Linked DNA regions of Homo sapiens: region 1 is linked to region 2. Evidence: chromatin contacts called from ENCODE Hi-C or POLR2A ChIA-PET data. All regions are on one chromosome and are shown on one strand. Each heading gives the region's core, a stretch centred on a gene start or an enhancer-like site at or near the end of the contact. The rest is flanking DNA. Distances are from core to core; before and after follow the strand shown. Region 1 overlaps SEMA5A (semaphorin 5A). Region 2 has its middle 69 kb from the start of LINC02199.

Region 1 (6,948 bases), core at 3,200-5,699, 140 kb after region 2:
TTTATCCAGATTTGGAAAGTTGGGCAATCCATGGTGAATAATTGTTTGGCCACATTCTTTTTCTTCATTTTATGAAATATTATGGACCTATGCACTTCTTGTGGAAGGAGCAGGTCTTTCAGAGAAAGTGCCTATTTTCTTGAATTACAACATCATGAAGATTTACACTCCAAAGTTCTAAAGAAAGACTCCTTCCAATGTGGGTGGCACATTTATAAAATAATGCTCAAAAAACAAACCAATGGACTTGTCAGAAAAATAGGATGAACACAATTAAAAACTTCACACCCTGGCTCATTCAACAATGGTCAAGATTTTCACGATGTCTTATTTCAATTTTTGTTGCTTTTAAAGACGTGTATTTTTGGCAGCAATGGGACACTCTGGTGGCTTGAAATGCACTTGAAATGTATCCAAACTTCGACTCTGAAGCCTCAGAAACATGGGCAGTCATGGGGCACAGGCCTTGAGGAACTGGGGATTTACAAGAAGCCAAAAACATGAAAGCTGTTAGTACTCATCATAATTATTGAGATCTGTAAAGTAGGCATTAGAATAGGTCTTCCCAGTGAGATGTGGGTTGAAGTATTTGTTTCTTTCCTCTAGGATCAAGTTGTTTTTGTTAAATGCCTGGAAAATATATTAAAAAAAAACAGGTTTAAGAATGCTGAGTAGCATTTCAGAAATAATATAACAAGGATGACTATTATGTTGAATTTGAGCTCTCTGCTAAGACTCCATATTTTAAAATATGTTTTCTTATTTATTTGCTTCCCCAGATTATTTGCCCCATGGAGGACTTGCCTAATTACCAGAATAAGGTTGGCAGTTTGTGATATCTTCTGGTTAAGTTTTCAACTTTAGTTATGAAGTTACCACGAGAAGCAGGAGGTAAGAAAATCTAAATCTAAATCTCTAGAAAACCTAAAACTATAATGATTTCAAATTAACAGACACTTTGACTGTAACTGAATATATATAACTAAATTCGTATTCATATAACTGAATAGATATATAAGCAGCTTTCAGATGACCATGGGTGAGGACATTTATCGGAGACCTTGATGGAACTTATTTAAGTAAGGGCCTCAGGTTTCAAATGCCTTAATTGCTTTTCATCCTGAACTTATTAGAAGGTGATCACTGTAGCCATTTTCTATTAATAGTCATTAAAGTCACCTGCAGTTTCAAAGAGCTTCAACTGAGCCAGGTAGAACATATATATTGAGAGGATTAAAATGAAGATGAAGGAGGGTGCCCAATGGCCATCTGTCCAGGGTTAGTCTGGGCAAAGTATCAGACAAATGTTCTAGAAGGATTCGTTAAAGACTGGACAGCTGTCCGTACCTTCAACGTCCTTTATCTTCATGAGAGAAACATTTCTGATTATCTTAAAAGTGGCTGCTGAATCTTCAGTGGGAACACAGGACTGGGTAAATTACCTTCTGATGCCCATAGTAACAGTGATCAGAGACAAGCTGATGTGTTGGAATCATGCTCAGAGGAGCCCCTTTCTTGAGATCCAAATGTTTGTTTTGAAAGCTGTTGTTCATGGAAGGAGCTCGTGTTCCTCTTTGGGCTTCCTCCCTACTCTAGGAGCTAGTTTCTGAGAGGCCAGGAGGGGCGTGTTATTAATTCCTGGTGCTTCATTCCCCAGATCTACCATCTGAGTGAGGGGAGATGCTCATGGCTTGTGGATCTTGGTTTAAGCAGGGTCCAAGGGGAAAAGTCAATTGGTGTGTCTCCATACAGGTGGTGGAGAATAGAGGCCACATGGCTAAGAGACAAGTATGGACATTGTGGCTCCTGGGACATAAGTTCTCCCAGCCACCTGAAGTCGTAAGGACTAAAGATGTTTCTTATTCTCACATAGGGAGAAAATTCAGTTTCAAAGGAAACCACCACAGCAGAGAAAGGGCATCAAAATACTCCCTACAAGTGTTAAGGAAAACCAGGCACTTAGCAGAAATATTAAAATTCACTTACCTTGATGGCCTCCACCGAGTCGTACTTGTCCAGTTTGTTGATGTGGTTGGTTATGCTGGTATTAAGGGGGGCAGGTGAGACGGGGTGGATGACAGTCGCATCGTGGGATTGCTGCTGGTACCGCTGGCAGTAAGTATAGACGAGCAGGGTGAGGAGGCAGCCGAGGATGGAGCTGCTCAGCCCCACGGCGATCATGTGGAACATGTTGAACTCTAGGGAGACATGAGCAAAGTGATGCCACACTTGAAAAGAACATCCTGCCTAGCTACTCAAAGCACTAGGATGAAAAGAGAAAGTCAAAATGAAAAGCTTCATCCCCATTCCAAAATTAAGGAAATTATCATTCTTAAGAGTCTTTCATTGGAAATGTCATGGCCATCAAGAAACTTCTACACAGGGAGCACAGGATTATTATTATTATTATTATTTGAAATGGAGTTTTACTCTTGTTGCCCAGGCTGGAGTGCAATGGCATGATCTCAGCTCAACACAACCTCTACCTCCTGGGTTCAAGCGATTCTCCTGCCTCAGCCTCCCGAGTAGCTTGGATTACAGACATGTGCCACCATGCCTGGCTAATTTTGTATTTTTTAGTAGAGATGGGGTTTCTCCATGTTGGTCAGGCTAGTCTCAAACTCCCAACCTCAGATGATCTGCCAGCCTCAGCCTCTCAAAGTGCTGGGATTACAGGTGTGAGCCACTGTGCCTGGCAGAGCACAGGATATTTTAAGTTCATTCTCTTATGAATGATAGTCTTTTGGAGTGACCTTAAACTTTAATACTCTACCAGAAGCATGTTTTTATTATTATTTAAAGGTTTGCACAACAGTGTTCTGCTTCAAGTGCAGCCTAATCCATGGTGTACAGGGTTTCTGCAGAAAAGTTTATTCATGCACCTCAATGGGTTGAGCCTCCCTGTGCAGCAGGGCTGTGTCCTGAAAACAAGGGAGAAGCAGCTACTTTTCTAATCTACTGCTCGCCTGCAAGCCAGACTGCTTTTAGCTCTCTCTCCATTTCATCCTATTTAAAATGTTTTCTATTCACATAAACACATACACTTTTCATTATATTTTTTGAGTATGAATATGCACACATTAGAAAGTACAAAAGGGTCTACAGGAAAAATAAATCCTTTCCTAGAGGTAACTATTATACCTAGAGGTAACTATTATAAGCACTTTCTCCCGTGCCCTTCCGGAGATACTCAGCACACATGTGTGCTGGTGTGGTGTAAATACTATCCTGCGTACCACTTTTCTCACTTATGTTGTATTTTGAAGGTCTTGTCAAGAAAATGGTTTACTAAAAAGAAATAAGGGATTTGTGTTAAATGAACAAAATATGATATTTTAAATGGTCATGAAATGACCTTCTTTTCCCCTAATGTTTTCCTATTTAATGGCATCTCTTCTGTCTCATTATTTTCCTGCAGTTATGAATACAAAGCATTCAGAAAATTTGCCAGCATGGACTTATATCTCTAAAATAGGATTGGCTCAAGTGATTTCAAGGCACCATACCAAGACCTGTGTTATGTCGGAGCAAACAAAAGACAACAGATATTCCTTGTGTATGTTGGTGAAATACTACTATTAAAGTTTCAAGCTTTTCCACAAATGAAGGCAGCATCTCGTCAGTGCCACATCACTGGGCTTCAGGAGAATTGGGTAAAGTAAAACAGGGCCTTATCTTCCTCTGTGTTGTTATCTTCCTCTGTGTTGTTAGAACCAAGTGGCTGCTGCCCATGGGGTACTGGCCTCATGTGCCACCTGCTCAGAGCACATCCTGAGGACACCAGCTTTCCCCAGAGTGTCTCCTCCACACACCACCAGGGTGAGGGGCAGTGTCACTAATACCTTTCCCTGACCTGTCAACCCTGCACCCAGTGAGACGATTGGAGGTATGTGCTGAGCATCACTGTGATGCTGGCAAGTCTACCTGGCTGCAGAGCAAGGCCTTTCAGGCTCTGGAGATAATGAGAAGAGCCTGGGTGCATCGTAACCACCCCAGTCTGTCTCCTCCCCAGGGATTTTCTGAGCTGTCTTCCCTGTGCTCATGATCCTCCCTACCTGGAAGGGATTCCACCCTGCCAATGCGGACCCACGGGGCTCTAATACTTGGTGTCAAAGGGAGGGTCACTGTTCAGTGAGTGCCCACCTGGCCTAGGTCTACGGGGCTCTGTTTGAGTCCTTCCTGAACCTCATGCAACCCTCCAGTGGCTGATAGGCCCCAGGGAAGCTGAACCTACAGTCAGGAGATGCCATCAAGGCCTCACCTGTGATACATGGCAGAGGTCGGATATCTCTCTTTGTCCCTAAACCCTGAACTTTTCCCTCTAAGCTGTGCTCCTTGGCTGCTCCAGACAATGTGTTCCAGGAACCCAGGACTTTGGAGCTGGATCTGCCCCTTCGGGTGCATGGACACTGTGAAGGGAGGCTGCTTTCTCTCTGACTCACTGTCAGGCAAAACTCACAACACATTCCTGACCACTGAAGTGCCAGTGGATAATGCAGTTCCCAGCACAGTCCTGATCACTCACTCACTCACTCACAACCACCTCAACTTTTCACTTCCAGCTTAGTTGGTCAATGGTTTCAGCATCTTTGGCCTTTCTTGACTCTGTCTTGAAGCCTCTAGGGCTGGAGAACTGCCAACCTGGGACAGACAGATAAAGTATCCAGGGGACATTTCACCAGCAGCCACTGGGACTTTAACTGTAACAATGACGCTATACTTAGATAAGCAAGAGCTGATTTCACACAAGTTCTTACTTCTTCTCTCTCTGACAGAGCTGTTAGCACTCTCAGGGTCAATGCCTTCTTCTGAAGGAAATACTTCCTGCTGCACCGGTAACTCATGTTTCATTATAACATAGGGAAGATGCATGATAGTCTCCATATGCAGATACTGTGTCATTAGTCAAATGAATCATTCCAGCAGGTGCCTGGGAAAGGCTGGGGCCAGCTGACATCTTTATGATGATTATATAGTCTTTGTGTCTCATGCAACTAAAAATAGCTCTCTAAGACAAAAAATTTGAATTGAAGCACATTTTTCTGCATGGGGAAAGTAGTGCCCATTAAATTTCTTCTGATTTTCTGCATGGGGAAAGCAGTGCCCATTAAATTTGTTCTGAATGTGCTTACTATAGTTCTTTCCTTTGAATATGATTTTCTGCTGTTGATTTTGATCAGTAAAGATGGAATACAGACCAACTACCCTGTTGGTTCAATTGGCTAATAATTTCCTGTACAATGATTGATTTTCAACAAAATGAAAAAATAAACAAGTGAAGATGCCTATGTTGTCAAAAACATCCTTGCTAGGTAACTGTTTTCAACCATTAGCCCTACAATAAGATTCATCTAAACTGCCTATGCCATTGTGCCAGTGCCAGCAGCCTGAAGATCTAAAAAAAAAATTCCATTCTGAATATCTCAGAATAGTTCAACTTCCTCTGATTTAACCAATAGCATCTCAGCTGGTTCAGACACACAGGAGTAGTATTTTAGGGTGGTGATGGGCTTTGCACCAGGTTCTCCTGGGTTCTCAAGGCCCTTGAAGGTCTTCCACAGGGTAACTGTGAGGCTCAGCAGGAGGAAAGTGAACTGCACACGTCTGGCAGCAGGCACAAATACCTAGCCAGCTCTGCTGAGGCATCAGCTGTTTGAGCCTCAGGCTCTGCATGGCCTCCCTGAGAATGGGAACACTTATAAACTCTGCTCCACTCTTGACCTACACTGTCCTGGACCCAGGCAGCAGACAGTCCTGGACCCTGGGTGTTGTCCAAGTGTGTTACCTAACCAGGGCTACTGTGGCTCGAGCCTCCCGAACACAATGCTTTTGGATAATTTTATTGTCAGGGCTCGTTTCCTACGGTGCTTTGGGTTCAAAACTCACACTGGATCCCACTGGCTGAATTCCATGTGTGCACTTGGGCCAGTGACATCATCCCTCTAAGTCTCATGGTCTCCATTTATAAAATGCAGATTAAATACATAAGCACTGTTCCTTTTCTATAATTCCCAAGTGCAAAATCTCTGAAAAGTAATGCTTCATCAGTCATCTGGCATTAAAATGTCACTGACCTGAACCATTTTCTGTAGACCTGACCAGAACTTCTAGGAAGACCCTTAGCATCTTCACTTTTTTCAACATCTCACAGCAGCACTGTTAAGGAGATTGGTTGTAGAACAACCCCAGGCCCTGTGCAGGTGTCACGTAATATAGAGTAAAGGCCCCACATACCCTTCTAACAAACATCTAAAAGCTGCTGAGTTCCAAAACCCTTCTCTATTTCCAGAGGTGTTACATGAAGAACTGTAGACCCTTGGTGCCTACATCAATGCTCCTTGTGAGGACCAAATGGGCTTTGCACCATATTCTTGTCTATAACATGTAAAACAGTGTATAGCACACAATTAGTGATCTAAAAACATTAGAGGGTACTAATTGGTATGATCATTTTTATGTGAACTGTTTGCATATTCATCTTGTAGTTGGATCCCATGTTAGCAACTGTTAGTTAGTGAACTCACTCCACTGACTTAGCTCAGACACCTAACATTGCCCTTCTGAGGCACTGGGGTCTCTGATGATATGATTGCTTGTCAGAGGGGCTGGGACTGCGTGGGTGCCCATCCTAAGCTCAATGGCCTTCACAAAACTGACACAGAGCAGGTGTTCAGCAAGGATTACTGAATGAATGACTGAATGAATGAATGAACTAACAGACTGCTGACTGAGCAGACAGAATGTCACAGATAGTGAGCTCTTCTATTATTTATTTATTTATTTATTTATTTTTGATGCAGAGTCTCATTCTGTCGCCCAGGCTGGAATGCAGTGGCACGATCTCAGCTCACTGCAACCTCCACCTCCCAGGTTCAAGAGAGTCTCCTGCCTCAGCCTCTCCACTAGCTGGGACTACAGGTGTGTGCCATCATGCCAGCTAATTTTTAC
Region 2 (7,002 bases), core at 139-2,638:
CACCAAATGTGTTGGTTCTTGTCTGGTCACATTTCCAAGGTACTTGTTGAACCAACACACATCTTCCCAAAGTCACAGATGAAGTGTCTCAACTTCCATCAGTGTAAAAAGGCAAAGTGGAGCTCACAATGTATGGCTTGTACCAATTGGCAAGAACTGGGGGCACATTAATTCTCATCTTTCCACCTCAGTTCCCTTTTTTTGTAAAATGGCAATAAACCTCTCTGTTTAAAGATTTATGAAAATTAAATGAGACTGTATTTCTAACACTAAGTACCATGACTGTCTCATAGGAGGTATGCAAGAACTATTTGTGTTCTCCTCTTTTTCTAAAAGTTCAAAAAATAACATTCACCCAGTCTACTATTCAAGTTCCTCCTGAACTGGGCTCCCGTTTACCCTTTAATCTCATCTTGAACTTCTCTCCTAGGTCCTGCCTTTCTCTGTGAAGCCATCTCTATACATCTTCCAATCACTATGCATTACCCCAACAATCCACGCCTCTGTCCTTGCTTCTCTCCCTGCCAGGCAGGCTTCACCCTCCTCTCAGCACTCACGGACCTTGGAAGCCCAGTTTGCAGCCTGCATCTTCACGAAGGCCTCTGCCTGCTACAGACTCCATGGGCTCTGCCTTCATTGTGAAGCGCACTTCTGTTCTGCGCCGTTCTCCCTCAGAGGTTGTTTCCCCCTCACCTGCTGTCCCACAGTGTTATTCAACTTCAGATGCCTGGCTTCCCAGCGGCTGGACACTAGGCTTCTTGAGGGAGGGAGGCACAGTATCATGCCCTATAACACAGTGGCCACAGGAGATTAGTTGCCCCTCTCTACCCACTGAGGTTTTACTCCTCAACTGTGCCCCACTGGGAAAGTGGACAAACTAATTCATCTTCTCTCTCATTACTTTGATAATTGGGCAGAGTATTCTTTATTAAACATGGCATAATTGAATAAGATAATGCCTTTCTTAATTTGAACCTGTCTATTTACAAATTACAAAATTAAATTATATGATCAAAATCAATATAAATGGTTTCAGAACAAGTAGTTTGACTTTGAAACTATTTTCAGAATGAACAAGAGCAACTGGGTCATTCTGCAAGTGTAGCGCCTTTGTGGGTGTATGCAACAGCTCGCCCTGGCACTGTGACAGGCCAGGCTGTGTGGCACTGACGTTAATGGCAAGAGATGGGGATCCAGAACACCTGGGCTCTAACCACGTCCTGCCACTAACTGGTCATGTAACTTCAGCTTCTTAATTAACCTCAACCAAGACCCTCATCTGTAAAATATGATGATAATAGCGCCTACCTCATAGGGTTGTTTTGCGTGGGGATCAAATGAGTGCATACACCTGGAGCGCTTGCAGCAGAGTCTCGCACGTGGAGTTTGCTCATTAACCCCAGAGCTCCGCATTGGGCAATGATGGAATGATGTCTACTAGGGGCAAGGCACGGATGATTCACCACCACAAAGCTCACAAAGAGGGAAACAGGACAGAAAAATCTGGAAACGGGCACTCCCTGGTATAAGCAAAATCCCACAGCTGTCCACCATTGACAGCAAATGGGTTCCCAAAACAATAGAGACTGAAAGTAGTAATTATATTTTAAATATTTTATATGATACAATTTGATTTCTTTCAATTTATATTTTTATTAGTGACACGATTCCTCTAGTGAACTACAAAACTTGTAACTATTAAACTTAAAGAGCAAACTGCCTAATCTTAATTTCAGTCAGATTATCTCATCTATACATCATGCTTTAGTAGAAAATATGTTAACCTGGACTCTAAATTCAGCATGAAAAGTTACGGCCACATTTTCCTCCCAAAACCTCAGTGTCTTTATTTAAAGCAACACAAACCGAACACCTACCTTCACTACTTAATGAATTTTTTGAGAGTTTGAATTGAAATAATTTATGGGAAAGATGTGAGTCACCTTAAACCACTGTAGAGGCACAAAGGCCTATTAGGAAGCTGAATTTACAACATAGAGTTTAAATTAAAAATTTCTGAGTCACAGGTATTCAATGTGTCATCTGTTCAAAGTTTACATAAAGCAAGAGGTTATTATTTTAGTCTGGTTATGATGTTAGCTTTTTGGAATTCACATTTAAATCAAACTGGACAGTAGGATGGAATCTGGACTTTTTTTTTCAAATCTCCTTCAATTATTAATAGATCGATATTGCTATGTGTGTTTGTGTGTAAGAATAAAACACATAGTCATATACGTTAATGTCAGCACTTCCTGGAAAAACCACGGCTTAAAAGCACGTACTTCTGCTGGAAAACATAGATTCAACAATTGTTTAACAGACTATAAGAAAGCACTTGATATCAGATTATTTACTCCTCCTACTACTCCGGGCGACCTGTAGCCACTTGGCTTTCCCTGCATGGGGTACCGTGGTGACAGGAGTGCCATGGCTGTGGGTTTCTCTCCCATTTACCTGCCATGACCAGGGGACATGAGAAAGGAGTTGGGGAGACCCCACAGCAAAGCAGCACTGTTCCTCTCTGTAACTCATTGCTCTCTCCTCAGTAGAGAAGTCGCTGGGGAGGTGAAGAATTCTTTAACCTCTATTTCCTCATCTATGGAATGAGGATGATGGGACCAGCCATCACAGAACAGAAGTAAGAATTAAATGATAATTCAGGGAAAAAGTTGTTGGAATCCTTCATCTCTGTGTTCTCTTCCCTCGGTGCCTCCCTGGACACAGGTCCCGTGACTACAGGTAGTGGAAGTATGCAGGATGCCCTGTGCTAGGTCTGGAAACGTCAAAAGGAGCATCTCCATGGAAAAGCTTGCAGTTTTATTTCTTTGTTTTCTGTGAGCGCTTTTTAGAGCTCCAGACTTCTTAGCGCCTCCTTAGGGTTGGCACAAGAGTGAGGGAGACATAGGAGCAGTTCAGCTTCTCTCCACCGGGGGCAGCAGAGAGTCCACCCCAACAACTCTAAAGTGGAGATATTTTTCCTCTGTAAGAAAGAAATTGAGAAGGATAGGTGACTTTCCCAGTGTCACAGAGAGAGTGCACATGACTCATGGTTGGCTGGGTTTAGACTGGATCTTTTGGAACATCCTGCATGTCTTTGGCAAAAAGGAGACCAGCCCACCTCCAGGCACCTGGTCACCTGGGCATGAGATGAAAGAGGGGATATGGGTTTGTCACTCCTTGGAGCCACAAAGCTTGTGCTTGAGGAGAGTATCTCCTTAGTTGGAACATACAAAGGGGCCTGTCCTTCTTCCTATCCAGAGCTTTAGCACTCTTCTCTCCAGTGACGTGGAACCACCGGAGGCATCTGAACCAGCTAAGGGATGCCCAACTTCTGTAGCTCAGAATGACTTGACAGGTGGCCCACTGGAGTGGAAGTTTGATGAACTGACCTCTCAGCAAAGCCATTCACCTGGTAAAATACTATATTCTCCATCATATAGCATGCCTTCGTCTTTGCCAAAACATTTCTTGTTCAGTACTAGTGCATGACTCTACTGCAGGGATTCTGTTTCATTGTTGAAAAGGAACAAAAGAAATATTCATGTAGTGAATTTGAAACTACAGAAAACTGGACTATTTAATGGTATTTACTTCAACATTTATCATAAAACAACTAAATCTATTCTGAATGTCATAAGAGGATGTTGTCCTGGAAAAATTTACTTTCTAGTTTATCTTATTTATGACAAGGATTTGTTGGCAGCAATGAAAGTCTTTCAAAACAAGAGTATAATGATTTGTAACTCAGCCGAGTTCAGAAGTCCTGGTTTAGTAAGATGCAATTAAAGTATAGATCCTCATTAGATGGTATTCCTCAAAATGGTTTACAAATCCAAATGGACAAGCAATTGTTTCATCCATGTATTGTTATTATTAAATATTTATGATTGAATTTTTGATTTAAATGTATCTCAGTTGCATGCATTGAGGAACACTTTTCATAACTGGGAAAAACAAATACTACACAATTTGGATATTATGATGTGAATGTTTTAATAGATTTTCAGAATACTGTGATTTCTCAGAGGTGATATTTATAGCTTAATATAAATTCTGAACACAATATGTCAGATGTGTGACATTAAGCATATGTACTTATACTTAAATATTAATCTAAGGTGTGTGATACCAGGTAACAGGAAGAGTAGATAAAGATATGTCCAGGGTGGCGAAGTTATGACACAGAAAACATAAAACCCCTTCTGTAGACATCACACAGAAATTGTGCCAACTCCATGGAGAGATAAGAACAGTAACCTTTACATCTTCACAAAAATGAGGCAGTAATAGTGCACAAAAATTGTGTACTTAGCGTTTGCCAGGCATCGTGCTAAGGATTTTACATGCATGTCTTATTTAGTCATTAGGATATTTTGGGGAAAGAAAGGCAGAGCTCAGCAACAGGGAGGAGTGGTGGACCTGGCTAAATGAAGTGGTACCAAAAAGTACCATGTTTTGGTTGCTAGGACATTCTCTACCATCCAGGAAGAATTTTCTGCAAAGTGAGAGTTTCTTGGTGGTCAGAGTATGCATGCTAAAGACTTTTGATTATTCTGAGCAGCCAGTAAATTAGTATGGTGTAGTGATAATGAGTAATAACAGAGAAAATGTATTCAGGAGTAGGGGTAATTAAATAGGACTAGGTCATAAAAGAAAGGTGAGGACTTCCTCCTCTGCAGTCAACTAAATCCTGAGGTTAGAAAGATGCATCAAGTCGAATCCTGCTATTGTTCTATCATATGTACAACAGGGTCAACGGTTAATTGAAGTAGAAGCTGAGGATTTTATTTTACTTTTTAAGTTTAGGTCAAACAGTGTTTCTGTGCATGGCTAATGGAGTGTTTTGGGAGATAGATAGTTAAATTGTAGTTCATTGCATATGTACCCTAAGGGAACACTAAATAAACTATACTCTAGGTAGAATCATGAATGTACTTTGAAATATGTTTAATACTACAATTAATACAAGCAAGACAAAAGTAAAACTGGGCCAATTGTTTCACCTCCTCATCCAGCTGGCCGTGATTTTTAAATATTAATTTCTTTTTTGGCACTCACTTTCATTATCTATAAAATTAGGGCAGTTGAATTATTATGTCCCTTTAGGAAGAAGATCCCATGGCCCTGAAACCTCTCTTCCTTGACAGAGAGTTTTATGAGTGCTACACAGAAAATGTCACAAAATATGTGTCCTGCTTAATAGGTGAATTTTGTTTTCATGTTGTACTCTACCATTCCCAGGAAAAGGAGATTGACACACTTACCTCTAAGGAGAAGTAATCAAAAATAGTGGAAAATGAGAGGTCTTCAGAATGGGACCTGAAGACCCCAGAGAGATCCTGTGTCTCTTCCAGGCAGTATGCAACATCAAAGCAAAAAGAATTCAATGACATTATTTGCCTTTTCCACTTTCATTCTGTTGTAGTTAGACTTGAGTTCGCTGGAGGATACATCATGTGATGTCATCATCAGTCTGATAACAGAATGTGTGTCTGTGTATTCATGTGTATTCTAGAGCATTCTAATGTATTACATTTAGAGTATTCTTACGTTCAGTGTCAGAGATTAACTAGTTTGTTCTCAGTACTCCTACCATCTTGTTCTTTCTATCTTTGTTTATACCTGCTAAATTTTCTTTAGCCTCATTACTGTTCAGTACGTAATTTTCCCAAATCTGGTGATTTTTCTTAGTTGTACGGAGAAACACAAGAAGCAAGTATAATTTTTGTCTCATTTTGCAATATAACTTTTTGGAAAACATATTTAAATTTTTTAAGTTTATTTATACTATTATTTATTTTAGAACCTAGTAATGTATTATTGTAAAATACAAGATAATTAATTTGTATTCTATTCAAGGATTCAGCATTGGCTTTAGAAGGGATTATAATACTTCTATCATCTATGTCTAAAGAGACTCTTCAGAGTTGACTTATCAGAGAGTTCTCTAACTTATTAAAGGACATACTCTACTAAAAAATGGGTAAAACTATATATAAGAAATTGAAATATGATGAAAGCTATTTTCTGCTGGCATTATAAATGTTAATAATTTACTATAATCTTATGCAATGGAACCTTTTGAATAATGTTATGGTACCAGGTAAGTCGTAGCATCACTTTGAGATCAATCAATCAAAGAATAAAGAAAAGGAAGTTGAATATGCTAACCAGAGCTATGATGAACTCTTTCAGATCCATGAATAATTATTTGTTACAGACTTGCATACCACAAATAAGAAAGCGAGGGCAGCATTTTCCAAGGTGAGCTATTGCATTGTTTTGGCTGAAGGACCACATGCAATAGCTGAGGCACACTGCTGAATGCCTGCTGGATGAAAATGCAACATAAGAACCAGGGCCACTTTCCCACCATACAGTAACTTGTTGATTCAAGCATTTTGCTGAAAACCCAAAGTCTCAGGGTAATATCTCGTCAACAGAATTTCCCTTTGCCTTACAAATGGCTCAATGTGTACATGTGGCGGGACTTGTTATTTTGCTTGCATTGGTCCAATATGAGAAACAATCATCGGGAAATATTTTCTACCATGTGAGTGCCTAACAAAAACATCAAGTGGTGCTGAAATATTCCAAGTATCAAATAACCATTTTGAGATACCTTGGTTTATCCCAGAATTGTGTTGATGTTTTTATTGATGATGCAAAAAGCAATGGTGGCTTATGGATCAAGGCAATGGCACAAAACTCTGTAGGCAGCAGTTATATTCCTCCCCACCACATACTCCCACTAAAGAAAACAAATAAGTTATACTTAACGAATGCATCAAAAATTATTACAATTAATGTACTAGGGCTCTCTAGAGGGACAGAACTAATAGAACTAATAGAATTCACATGCACATTTATTAAGGAGTTTATTAAGGAGAATTGACTCACATGATAACAAGGTGAAGTCCCAAGATAGGCAGTCTGCAAGTTGAGGAGCAAGGAAGCCAGTAGTGACTCAGTCTGAGTCCCAAAACCTCAAAAGTAGGG

The links. Hi-C counts contacts between places; a loop is a spot of excess contacts on that map. ChIA-PET counts read pairs that join two places held with the same protein, here RNA polymerase II (POLR2A). Pooled maps may share reads with other maps.
Region 1: a map of mammary epithelial cell shows a loop between it and region 2 (10-fold over the local background). The contact joins two enhancer-like sites. A Hi-C loop is called at or near these places in 1 of 168 maps with a recorded cell type or tissue (mammary epithelial cell) and 2 of 50 pooled maps. POLR2A ChIA-PET finds 5 or more read pairs at or near these places in 1 of 52 experiments (MCF 10A).

Annotation. Positions count from the first base shown.
Region 1 is chr5:9,042,387-9,049,334 of GRCh38, forward strand. SEMA5A (semaphorin 5A) reads right to left here. Exons shown (of 23, transcript NM_003966.3): 22 at 1,987-2,198; 23 at 1-630. The coding sequence ends at 511. Among named protein-coding and RNA genes, the nearest start is that of MIR4636, 8.0 kb to the right of the region's middle. Within about 2 kb of position 4,450, at least 3 of the 41 ENCODE cell types and tissues checked have a DNase peak (open chromatin) inside an H3K27ac peak, as active enhancers do; they include mammary epithelial cell, where a contact is called at or near this core.
Region 2 is chr5:8,905,328-8,912,329 of GRCh38, forward strand. No RefSeq gene overlaps it. Among named protein-coding and RNA genes, the nearest start is that of LINC02199, 69 kb to the left of the region's middle. Within about 2 kb of position 1,389, at least 4 of the 41 ENCODE cell types and tissues checked have a DNase peak (open chromatin) inside an H3K27ac peak, as active enhancers do; they include mammary epithelial cell, where a contact is called at or near this core.